Linked DNA regions of Homo sapiens: region 1 is linked to region 2. Evidence: chromatin contacts called from ENCODE Hi-C or POLR2A ChIA-PET data. All regions are on one chromosome and are shown on one strand. Each heading gives the region's core, a stretch centred on a gene start or an enhancer-like site at or near the end of the contact. The rest is flanking DNA. Distances are from core to core; before and after follow the strand shown.

The links. Hi-C counts contacts between places; a loop is a spot of excess contacts on that map. ChIA-PET counts read pairs that join two places held with the same protein, here RNA polymerase II (POLR2A). Pooled maps may share reads with other maps.
Region 1: a loop to region 2 is called in a map with no recorded cell type, with 5 times the contacts of the local background. The contact joins the promoter of DCAF5 here to the enhancer-like site in region 2. A Hi-C loop is called at or near these places in 1 of 37 single-sample maps with no recorded cell type and 5 of 50 pooled maps. POLR2A ChIA-PET finds 5 or more read pairs at or near these places in 1 of 52 experiments (WTC11).

The regions. Positions count from the first base shown.
Region 1 is chr14:69,150,238-69,156,434 of GRCh38, reverse strand. DCAF5 (DDB1 and CUL4 associated factor 5) reads left to right here and starts at 3,316. Exons shown (of 9, transcript NM_003861.3): 1 at 3,316-3,670. The coding sequence starts at 3,457. RefSeq lists silencers at 2,872-3,511, 4,332-4,381, 4,542-5,001.
Region 2 is chr14:68,281,769-68,288,246 of GRCh38, reverse strand. The region is part of intron 7 of RAD51B (RAD51 paralog B); the gene reads right to left. Among named protein-coding and RNA genes, the nearest start is that of RAD51B-AS1, 400 kb to the left of the region's middle. RefSeq lists enhancers at 2,707-2,756, 2,917-2,976, 3,027-3,076, 4,813-4,882. Within about 2 kb of position 4,331, at least 18 of the 41 ENCODE cell types and tissues checked have a DNase peak (open chromatin) inside an H3K27ac peak, as active enhancers do.

The DNA of each region.
Region 1 (6,197 bases), core at 2,067-4,566, 870 kb before region 2:
CTGAGGTAGGAGAATCACTGGAGCCTGGGAGGTCAAGGCTGCACTGAGCAAAGATCACACCATTGCACTCCAGCCTGGGTGACAGAGTCAGACCCTGTCTCAAAATAAATAAATAAATTTTAAAAACACAGTTTCTAATGTTTGAGCATTTCCTTAGCATTCAATCAGTTTTTAAAGATTCCTTACTCTATCTTCAGCAATATTGGAGTCAAACAAAATAGAAGTCAAAGAGTAAATACATTTCTGGGAATTCTACATTTGACCAGTATTCAACCTATGGTGAAGCAATTAAGAGTTCTTGGGTTAAGCAATTTCCATATCTTTGTTTTTCCAGAATGAATTTCCAAATCAGTGTTTCAAGGCTTCCTAAGTATGAATGTTAATACACATAAGTTTCTGGGTTTAGGAAAGAAAAATATGAGTTTTTCACTCTTCTCCCTCTTCCTCCATACATTCTCTGCAGTGGTTCAATTTACTCAGAAGTAATTTCATTTGCTATTTTAAAGCTAAGTACACTGGCCTTTTCACTATAAATGCCTATATGAAAAACACAAAGCTCATGTGGTCATCAAAGCTGATTAAATGTTTGTGGTATTGCAATTTTGTTACAGGTGTGGTAAAAAAAGTTTGTGGTAGGTAGTTATGTACCATATTATTAGTTTGCAATAAATGACACAAGGGACTATGTTAAATTCCTAGTAAAAGCAAATTGATATTATGGAGTTTCATCTTTTGAAGTTGGTTATAAGTAGGTGGCCAGATTGAGCAAATAAAAAATTCAGGATGCCCAATTCGAGTTTCAAATAAACAATATTAGTATATCTCAAATATTTCATGGGGTATACTTAAACATTCATTGTTTATCTGAAATTCATACCAAATTGGGTATCCTCCATTTTATCCGACAACTCTTAATTATAGGAATAGGAAGATATTTCATTCAGGCTTATAAAAATCTGGCCAGACTAGCAGTAGGATATAAACAGACTAGGTGGTCCTACCTTTCTGTCACTGTTGGTCACCCAACAGTTAAGGAAGTTTCCAGCAAAGTCCTAGATTTGGGCTGGCATGTGACCAGATGCTGGTCTATTTTTATGCTGAGGTAAATGGGACAATTTTCCCAGGAATTCAGTAAAAACTGTAAAGGGGGTATGTGCTTAAGAGGGCAGAGGAGGATGCGTATTATACACTGCCACAGTAAAGGCCACTTCGAACAAATCTCCCCCACCCCAGGCAAATAGGTATAAATGATGGCCTATTAACTGGAAGAAGTTAGAGGGGGTTTTGAATGTGTGGACTGAGTATGCCAAGCAAAGGAACAGTGAGCAGGGAAACTGGCCTTGGAACAAGTGGATTCCACTGGAATGAAACAGGTCAAACTCAACATATCCAAACCGGAAAGCACGACCTTTCCCTTCAAACTCCTCCCCACTCCCTAAGTACATTCATGAATTCAGCAAGTATTAAAGCGGCCACTAGTGCCAGCAAGTACTGGCTCCAGGCATACACCCTTGAGCAGAACAGACGTAGTCCCTGCTCTCAGAGAACTTACAGCAGAGTGGGGAGACTCATATCATCACAAAAATAAATGATTAATTACACATTTTGACATTGCAATGACAGAAGGATGTTTGGTGCTATACATCTTTAATAAAGCTGGTATACTGCTACTAATTTTTAGGTGGTGATTATAATGAATAAACACAAAGGATTATTAGAAGGCATCCTGAGGATAAAACCTTTTAAGTACCACATAGTTTCCTATTTAGGGGAACAATATTCCATTAAAATTCACATTTTTGGAATTTGATTTCTTTCTTTTAAAAATTTATTTATTTTTTGCCCTTTTCCCCAAGTTCTGATGGAATTTGGTTTCTGTTTAGTAATGTTTGCTAGAATATGTACTTTTATATGAAACATTTGCATATTTGTTATTAGTACGATTAATCGTATTGTCACTGAACAAAAAGTAGAAGTAAATAATTTTGTTTGACGGGTAAACCTCTTCCATGTTCAGCCGATCTTTTTTTTTAAAAAAAATTATTATTATTTTCCCCAGATCAGAGATGTACAGCCCATCTTTCAATGATGATTCTACTCAACTGCTCCTGTGCCATCTCTGGTCCAGAGGATGTAATTCCTGCTAACTTGAAAGGGCAAAACTGACAAGTGCCTATTTCAGTAGCTTATTACCACTTAATGACAGAGGATAGCTTCCAGGAAAAGTACTATAATACATCGAAAAGGGGACTTTTAACTGTATCTGGTAGAATTCCAAAGCATTTAACACCCACTAGGGTCAACGCGGTGACTCCCATCCTACTGAAGTGCAGCCACTTCTGGCCTGGAGCGCAGCTGCTGGTTAACAGCTGTCCAACCTCAGTGCTCCCCACTCGAGACCTTTAAGAGGAGCTCACCGAACCCAATTAAATAACATATATCGTTAGTTTCAAATCACGCTTCTTGTGTCGTGCAAATTTATCTGGAACGGAGAGAAGTACCTCGTGCTTCTCGGGACTTCATCAACTCGGTTTTGGCAATTTTCTTCCTACTTCTTTATCCCTTTCTCTTTCCCCCCATGTACCACTCTAATCTGCCAGACGGAACAATTTAGCCTTTTTCAACTAAAGGACCGGAGGAAGGAAGAGTTAGAGAACTGGACTTGGGGATGAGCGGTGGTGTTAAACATTTACCGGGAGAGGGGAAGGGGCGGGTGCGCGAACAAAACCCCCAGGCAACGTTCCTCCAAGTGTGCGGCCCTACCTCCCGGTTCCCCCGCCTCGGGCAGGGCCGGACTGCCCAAGGCAGAGGCCAGCAGAGGAAGGAGGGCCGGAGCCCCCGCCCGCACCTTCCCCCACTCCAGCCGCATTTTCCCCGAACTCGTACGGGCGCTGGCCTCCGGGCAGCAGCCGGCCCGCGGGTCCCCGCGGGAGGAAGGCGAGCCAAAGCCCGGCGGCCACTCGGATTGTTACGCGCATTCAACTCCGCGGAGTGCGGGGCGCTGGGGTGCAGAGGGGTCTCCGCCCGGCGCCACCCAGGTCCCCAGGCGGGAAGCGGCTCAACTGGGAAAGCAGCCGGCGCCCGTGGTCTCCGGGCCGGCCGCCCGCGTTCTTCCGGCCAGCCCCCCGCGGAGGGGAGGGGCGCCGACGCCGCGTTCTCGGGGCCCCGCAGCCGGCGGAAGGGCCGCGCATCGCGGAAGCGCGGCGGCAGCTGAGGATCAGCTGCTGGAGGAGGCGGAGAGGCAGAGGGAGGAGCCTCGGGGGGAAGGAGAGGGAGGGGACCGTCAGGAAGCCGCGAACGCCGCCGAGTGTCTGCACACCTCGCTCTGCCTGCCATGGCTGGTTAAAGAACCATCCGGATCGCAGCGCGGGGGGAGGGCCGGGTGGGGGGAGCAGCGGCCGCGCGTGAGGCCGAGGGAGGGGCGGCGGCGCGAGCGGCGGCGGCGGCGGTTCCAGCATGAAGAGGAGAGCTGGCCTGGGGGGCAGCATGAGGTCAGTGGTGGGCTTCTTGTCCCAGCGGGGCTTGCATGGGGACCCCCTGCTCACTCAGGACTTTCAGAGGAGACGCCTGCGGGGCTGCAGAAACCTCTACAAGAAGGACCTCCTCGGCCACTTCGGCTGTGTCAATGCCATTGAATTCTCCAACAATGGAGGCCAGTGGCTGGTCTCAGGTAAATCAACCCCCTTCCCCTCCCCGCGCCTCCCCGCACCCTCCCAGCCTCCCCCTCTCGCTCTCCCCCGTCACCCTCCTCCTGCCCTCTGTCCCCACCCCCTCCCTTTCTCTACCCCCTTCTGCGGTGGGAAGGTTTGGTGTCAAATTAAAACCATTGCAGGGGGAGGGGAAGGAGAGGATGTCTTCTATAAAAAAGACCTAAAATGGTTGACAGCTCCTTAATTCGCTTTATCCCAAGTGCAAAGTGATCTCTCCTGATGCCTGCCCTGAAAGTGTAGGTCGGGGAGGGGGGCGAGGTTACCGCTCTACAAAGTTTGACGGCAAACTCTTCCTCCGCGTACTTTAAAAGGTGCTGGGGGCATTTTGGGGATGTGGAGGGTGAGGAGGCCGAGGAGCGCCGGAGGCAAGGGGGAGCTGAAGCCCCCGTCGCCGGCGTTAAGGAAAAGGGGTCTTGGGGCTGGGAAGCGGGCGGTGACAGACCCGGACGCCGAGGGGCCGGGGGCTGCGACCCGGGGGCTGGCGGGGTCTGCAGAGGGGAAGTGACTGGGGCGGTAGGGTCGCTGTGGGCCGCCCCCCTCGGCGCTCTTAGAGGCCCAGCACCATCGCCTTTCGTTCGGTTGTGGCCTCTTCTGCGTCTTGTTTTTAATACAGTTTCGAGAGTGGCGAGGGCTGTGGAGGCTAAAGGGCACCAGCCTGAACTTGAATGCGCAACTTGCGAGGCAGGCGGTAGGGTGGGGGACCCCCGGGAGACTTGTTGGCGGGAGCCCGGCGCCCCGCACCCCGTTTCCCGCGGCCGCTGTTGCAAGTGGTCTCTGCTTCTCCTCCCTCTCGCCCAGACGGGCCTGGTTGCCCCCGGGCTCTCCCTCTGGTTTGGGGAAAGTGGCGAAATCGAGGCCGGGGCTCCGGCCGGGCGGTGTAGGCCTCGCTCTCCCGGGGCTCCTAGCGACAGGCAGCTGAATCGATAGCCTATTGCTCCCGGGGAGGCCCGGGCCCCGCGGGCCGCGGCGACAGCTGCCCCTGGGGAGGTGCGCCTGCTGCCGGTGGGGGCGCTCGCCGCCGTCGTCCCCTCCTCCCTGGGGTCGCGGGCCCAGGGCAGGGGCGGGTGGGAATGGGCCTACGTGAGGGCTAGGGGGCGGCTCCCCGAAACCTGGCTCAGGGGAGGGGGGGTGAAGACGGCTGATTGGGCGTTCCTGCTTGGCTGCTGCCCTCTTCTGTCCCTTTTCCTATATTGGGAGGGATGAAGGGGGAACCCAGCGCTGGACGTGGCGCTTAGCTTCACCCAGGTCGGTCCCTGAATGTCTTTCTAATTTGTGTCCGTGAGCAGCTCGCCAGAAACTTCTGGGATCTTGGCAAAGCATCCGTCTTCGCGAGTAACCTTCGGAAGTGACATGGGGCGTACAGTCCAATTTGGGGGTAGCAAAGAGAAAGGTCTTCTGTGATCATTTTATGATAAACCTTCTGGGGTCTGTCCAGAACTGACTTGACTTTTGTACCCCAGATCGTTTTCTCTTTGACTAGGTAGATTTTGGCCCTAGATCATCCTCTGAAGAAACCTGATCTTTCAGACAAAAGCCTCCTTCCCCCACAGCACCGTATAAAATTTTATCAAATAAATTTGAAGAGCAAAAATGGGGGAAGACCTCTTCTTTATAGACCTAGCTCCCAGTTTCCCTGCTGTTGTTTTTTATGTATTCATAAAACTCCCGATGTATTACAACAGAGAAGTTCCCAGACACAAGTAAACTTTACCTACCGAGTGAGGGAGTTTGGGGGTACTCTTTTAGAGACAACTGAACTAATCATGTTAACGGAATTGTAAGTAGTCACACGTTGCCCAGCTTGACACACCTTTATTTACGTATTTATTTGAGACAGGGTATCACTCTGTTGCCCAGGCTGGAGTGCAGTGGGCTATCACTCACTGCTCACTGCAGCCTTGATCTCCCAGGCTCAAGCTAACCTCCCACCTCAGCCTCCCAAGTAGCTGGGACTACAGGCAGGTGCTATCATGCCCAGGTAATTTAAACTTTTTTTTTTTTTGTAGAGGTGGAGTCTCCCTATGTTGCCCAGGCTAGTCTTGAACTCTTGGCCTTAAGTAATCCTCCTGCCTCACCCCGTAAAGTGCTGAGATTGCAAGCATAAGCCACCATGCCTAGCTCACACTTTAAAAAAAATAACAAATTTATTGAGATAATTTCCATGCCACATAATTTATCTATTTGAAGTTACATTTTTAAAAGCACGAAATGTTCTTTACCAGTTATTACTACTTTTATCCTTGGGCAGGACGCTCCCCTGTATCTTAAATGAACTCTATTTTCTCTAGTCTTGGCCAGGTCATTTCCTTTATCTTAATTTTAGCCTGTGAAAGAGGAGGGTCATTTCCACAGAGGAGGCTCTGGCAGACCTTTCGATTCTGGGTATTTATTTCCTTACTCTTCTAGGCTTGTGTTGCCCATCTCCATCAGTACTTCCTGGGTTCCAGCCTTCTTTGCCCCTTGCTCCTTTTCCTTCCCCCCATACTC
Region 2 (6,478 bases), core at 3,082-5,581:
ATTACAATCATCACAACTTGGGAAGAAGACTATAGGTATATTTTCCTCTGAGGCAATCAAGAGACTTGAAAACTATACTCTTAAAATAACACATGAAATACTATTATAATTTATAAACAGACTCAACACAGTCTGGTTTCTAACTGACGCTTCATGGGGTTTTCCTGCTGCTTTGCTCCATGGGAAAGACTGAGTCTTCTGATGCTCAGTACTAAATTTGTGTAAGAGCAATTTGCACAGTGTTTAGGACAAGGGCTTTGGAATCAGACCTGAACTTAGATCCTGGGCTCTACCATTTACTCGCTGTGTGACATGGAGCAAGCTTCATAGTCTCTCTGGGTATGATAATACTTAGCTCACATGGTTCTGAGGATTCAGCTGGATAACGCACAGGTAGTCCTTAGCACAGTACCCGGCCTATGGAAAATGTTACCCCACCACTGTCATTAGTTATCCTTTGCTGATTTATACCTTGCTTGTTTAGCTATAAAACCCATGCCTGATTCCCTTTTATACAGCATATAGGCCACTACTGACAAATAACAAATATTTGCTGTCAATATGTTCAAAAGCAATAACAATTTAATTGAAAGTACATATGCTATTTTTGCTATTTCCCTAAAATAAGGCTTATTGAAAACACGCAACACACCCCCAACACCACCAATTACAATGCAAGACCAGAGTGGGATTCTTGGACAAAGGAAAAGATAGATATTTTTAATGGTCATGATTAGGTCTGAAGCCAGGAATAGACAGAATCCAACTTAATCAGCTTCTCTCGAGGAAGAAGAATACCATCCACCTATTAGAAGGAACAAGAAACCCTATATTTGTATAAAGTAACTTCTGTCTCAACTCAACTTTATATATGAGAGAATGCTTACTCCCAAAGCTTCTTTGCATTGCCCTCTTAACTGTATGCTGCTTACAGAGGTGCACCTGTATAGGAAATGGCACCTCATATAGTGTCACATAGACCTTGAGTCCCATTTTTAATGCCTTCCCACAAGGAAAAATAGGGAGAAAAATTAAGATCTTTAAAAAAGAAATACGGGGTATAGATTCATAGACCACCCAGTAGGTCCTCCTTTCACAGCCAGCAAGGCATATAAGCTAGAGAAAAGAGATAGAGGGGAACCAGTTAAAGATGGGATGAACTGCTAAGGCAGAAGGCTGGGAATCAATGTCATTTTGGTCAGAAGGCAGAGGCTCCTGGCCAGGAAAATCCAACCAACACACACACAACACACACACTAATGAAAATAGATGACTTATTTCCACTAAGTATTTAAAAAGTAGCTTAAGGCAGCAAATACCTTGAGTTAAGAGAGAATAAGCAGAATTAACTGGTCATTAGTCAGAGGATTGAGCCAACTGAGCCCAACTCTCTGCCAGTCTATGTGCCCAATGCAGACCCTCTGCCTTCAGCTGACTCATCTTTCTTTAGCTAGGCTATGACTAGACTATACCCAGGCTACACCTACCCTCTGCTCAAGCTTAATGTTCCTGGCCTTTAAGGGACAATGTATATGTCAATTCTAACTTACTCTACATTGAAGGTTAGAAATATCTTTGGTGGGGTGGAAGGGGAGGGGGCCCCATGAGTAGCCATTTTGTATACTGGAGCCTTCCATGAGTACTAGAATGTACAGGTGAAGAGAAAATTGGATAGCACTGGAGACCTGAGTGGGAAATGGCCAGGCCTGAAGACACAGCCTTTGATAGAAACAGCTCATTTTACCTGACTTTTGGTGGGGGACAAAGAAGAGGGAGTTTGTGGTCAGCCAGGGATAGAATAGGTTGGAATGTGATATCTGGTCCTGTTTGGTCAGCAGAAGAGATATTCATGATCAGCAAAATAATTATTCGATATTTAAAAGTCAGATTTTTTAAGGACCCAAGAATCTGACAAACGCCATCACTGAGATTTCTGTGGGGGCAGCTGAGAGGCAAATTTTGTAATCCCCATTTTCCACCAAGTGAACTGGAGTCACCTAAGACCAATAGTACAGATGAGATAAGGGCATGCAGGCTTCCCTGCCTGCTCTCCTTCCTAAGGCAACATGGGACACAGGAGAAGAGAGAGAAACTCTCAGCTCAGATCTACTGACAGGTGACTTCTCCAGGCCTTAATGTCATGGTCTAGAGAATTCCACCTATAAAAGTAATAAACAAATAAATCTAATATCCAGAAATACACTGAAAGATGGTCAAGATGCTACACTGTAACAAGATCAATCTTGTGATAAAAGTCTTTTCAGACTCTGCTAATAAATACCATAAATCAAGTAGGTCAATGGCTTCCGCTTCTATGAAAGTCAAGTATGTGAGGCAATCTTATATGAATTTTGACAAATTTTTGGTGGTTTTCAGTGGCTCTTGATAACATGTGGTTATCATTTCCGGCGCCCACGGGAAGTTTTGAAACTAAATTTTTCATGGAACTCATGTCTCTGTGCAACAGAGTTGAAGGGGTAGGCTGGGCTAGAGGATTCACGAAGCAACCTCAGGCATCTCAGGGGCATTTCTAGCCCATAAAAACACCTGCTTCCTCCTCCCGCCCACTCCCTGGCAGAAACCTGCCACAATCTAACACACATCAGGAAGTTTCAAAATCACTTTAACTGGGCCAGGATGGCGAGGTGCAGTGATAGTCCGTCCTGATACTTCTAGCTCTCAAGTAAACAGCAGCCCCTGGATAATCTGGGTGGCCAGAGAGAGACGCAAGAAGAGAATGTGGGTGCTGAGTCTACTCACCAACCCGCCTGGCACTAAATCCAATGCTTTCAAAGTGACGAGGCTCTGCCTTTCATCAGCTCTGAAGGCACAGTTAATCTTTTTTTCCTTTTTGTACTAAAAATGGTCTCTCTGCTTAAGGCACAGCTTTAAAAATGTTACTTTTGTATCTGAAGTGATCCTAATTGCCATATATGACAGTGACCTAGCCTTTCTATCCAAACAGAGGCCTGGGATAAGTCAGAAATTCAAGTTTTAATCCTGGCTCTGTTAAGGGTTACTGAATGCCTTGCTTTTAAGGAGACAGAGACCGGAACTTTCCTGTGAGAAATTGTTCAGGTCCATTGAGTCCTTTCATCACTAAGGTTTGAGAGAAAGGCCTGGAGTGGTTTTCCCCATGCTGTCCTCCTGCTCCCCAACCATGACGGTGTCTGCCCCAACCTGTCTGCTGTGGTAGGAGCTGGAGGTGAGAAGGAGACAAGAGGAAGAAAGAGAATAAGGAAAGCAATGAGGGCAAGAGGCAGAAGGAAGAGAGTGAGAACAGGGTAGGTCCAGAAAGGCCACGCTCCCAGACGCATGCCTCTCCCCATCCCAAACCCTTCCTGTCCACATCCAGCTTTGTATAGAGATACCCAATATTTGTTACGGAGTTTGAGCGTCACAAAAACAAATGTGGTTTTAGTATTTGCTGGCTTAGTTTTGCCATGCTCTGGAAAATCAAAAATCATTCCACGATTAAAAAAAAAAAACACAAAAATAAACTTTTATCTTAGCTTCAGCTCAGAAAATATCAACTGTCAGTTCTAGAATAAAAGCTGATAAGGTTTCAATATTCCAGCCTGCCATTTCCATCTTGAAGGACTGCACAACAATTGTTTTCTGGGAAATTCTGAAAGGCTGTGGGGAATTTTTCTTGTGAAATATTTGTGGAGAAGAGGCCAAACTTCAATTTGGCTTGAAGAAAACATGGGTGTGGGAGTCAGGCAGACTTTTATTTCTGGCACTGTCACTAACCTGCTGTGCAATTCTGGGAAATTCTCCTAACCTCTCTGTACCTAAAAGTGTTGAGTCCACAAAAGATATGCAGAGAATGAATGTATAACAACTGTTAATGTAGCAGTCTGCTTAGAATAAATGTTTCATATATTTCACCCACATTAGGATGAGTGCTGTACTCAAAATTCCACCTTTGCATTGCTTATCTTCAACCTTAAGAAATCCATCCTACACAGAACCAATGGCAGTGGCCAAGGAAAAGGGGATGAAGGAGCAACTTGAAATAATTTGTGTTTATGGTGAGAATGCTTCCAATCTTAATAAGTTCATACCTCTTATTATCAGCCCTGAGGAAAACTGTCTTCTGTAGATTTCACTGTGAAATCCACAGGCAAAGCTAGAGAAACACTCTGCCTAGTAGGGGAGCCCCTAAAGAAGAGAGTGGCTCAGTCTGAGGGAATGCAGAAGGAGGAGGTGAAAAAAAATCTCCTCAGCTTTGCACAAGCACACACTCGCTCAATCACAGAGGGGGCTGACGCAAGTAGTGCTTCCGTGCTACTTTTGACCACTGAGTTCAGAAAAATGCATTGAAGTAGAATTGTGTCTGCCATTTGGCAAAAGTAAACACACAAGATAACCATGTGGCTCCCTAAGGCAGCTTTCTCTTTGGCCTACTTCTCTTGGGGTGCACATGCAAGGGGATGCAGTGGAAACTGTGGGCCGGCAGCTACCGTGCCATAGACATAGGTGTGGAGAGCTATGGTTCCACTGCTGGCTGCCCCACTGGCCCCAATGGGCTGAGGTTAGCACGTGTTGGTTCCGGATCTCAGATGGGGCCGGCAGTTGTAAAGAGGCCACAAACAGCAAGCTAGTGTGCTGTTTCCACCTTCAGCCCAACCCCGACGGCATCCTGTCAGTGATCTTGGGCCCACTGCAGGAAATAACATGCACAATTGGTGAACTGTGACAATGCAGCCACAGTGGCTTCCAGTGGTGTATTCGCCAACTGTGTGCAATTTTGCAGTTAGTATGAGGCCAAAAAAGTCTCTGGCCAGCTAGAACCTGGAAGAGAACAAGGCCAATGGTCAGATGACTCTGAGGTTCACATGGATGTGGAAGAAACTATCCTACCAGCCTTCTGCTGCACTGTACGTGTCCTGTGGCCAAGTTGCTTTGGTGTGTAGTTGGGTATCCTTGCCTGCTACCTGATCACTGCCCACTGAGTCCCATAGAAAGGCAGAGGAGGTGAATTTCCAGCAGCTCCCCGAGTTTCTGCTGACCTTTTTAGGTGTTTTTATTACCTGTGGTGCTTTCTATTCATGTGTACTCCTGGGCTCTGGGGATTCCCCTCCCTTTGATTTACAAGGAGGATTAGAAAGACACAGCTTTGTGATCGGTCCCTCACAGACGGCTGGTATTAAGTGATTTCCCCTTCTTAGACTCATTTGAGGCCAAGAAAACAGTTCTGTTGAATCACTTGCTCCTTGGAGGTATGAAAATAGGGCACTTGGGGGAGTCCAACCTGATAAATACCAACATTGATACCCTTCAGCCTCAGCTACACTTCCAGTGGCATATAGTAGAGCGGAGTTGAAGCAGAGGAGTCTCGGGTCCCCCCCAGCCTCTGAGAAACCTCCAGTGGAGAGTAAGCAACTCTGGGCTTACTGCTTGTATTTCTGTGCCACCAGCACAAATGGCATCCTAACCACCAAGGGCTCTCCAAACTCACTGCCTGGAGAGGTGCAACCAATTCTATCTCCAGAGTGAATCTGTAGCATAAAATGGGAGCAAAGGCCACTCACTATGTATTGAAACAGAGGTCACAAGGTCTGCCTAGGAACAAATTTCCAAGTTAGCCACCTCATCAGATATGCTCTTGAACAAAAGTTATTTATTTGATGTCCTCAAGGAAGGGATATTGTGTAAGGTGTTATTTTTAAAAGGAGGGGTGGGGGCAGCTGAAGCAATGCTGTCTGTGTCTGTACTTAAAGAAATGACATCAATATAGACACACAATAATAACCTACAATTAAACAGACTCAACACAGGAGACACACATAAGAAGAACAAGTCCAGAACAAATATATTGAAATGGCTAAATATTTACATGGTAAGTAGGGGCAGGCTTCCTCCCACGGTGATGCCCTTGGAGTGGAGATCTTCTATCATGGTTACTAACATTCAAACTCCCAATCATGTGGTACAAGCCCGTTAAAAAGGATGTCCTGAGGCTGGGCATGGTGGCTCATGCCTGTAATCCCAGCATTTTGGGAGGCCGAGGCAGGTGGACCACCTGAGATCAGGAGTTCAAGACCAGCCTGGCCAACATGGTGAAACCCTGTCTCTACTAAAACTACAAAAAATTAGTCAGGCGTTGTGGTGCGTGCCTGTAATCCCAGCTACTGGGGAGGCTGAGGCAGGAGAATCGCTTGAACCCAGGAGGTGGAGGTTACAGTGAGCTAAGGTCACGCCATTGCACTCCAGCCTAGGCAACAAGAGCAAAACTCCATCTCAAAAGAAAAAAAAAAAAAAAAGGATGTCCTGGCCAAAGGCAGATCACACTTGAGGCACAAGCCCTACTGCCAGATGCCAAACAGGTTTTTAGTCTCTGATACTGGCTTGGAAATGGCCTCCTGGAACACTGTCCAAATGGGAAACGTGAGGCTTTCAGGACTCAAGAGTCGCTAGAGAGGAAGGTGAGGCATATATGCTGTGCACTGGCTAAACCTGCCCAGTACAACTG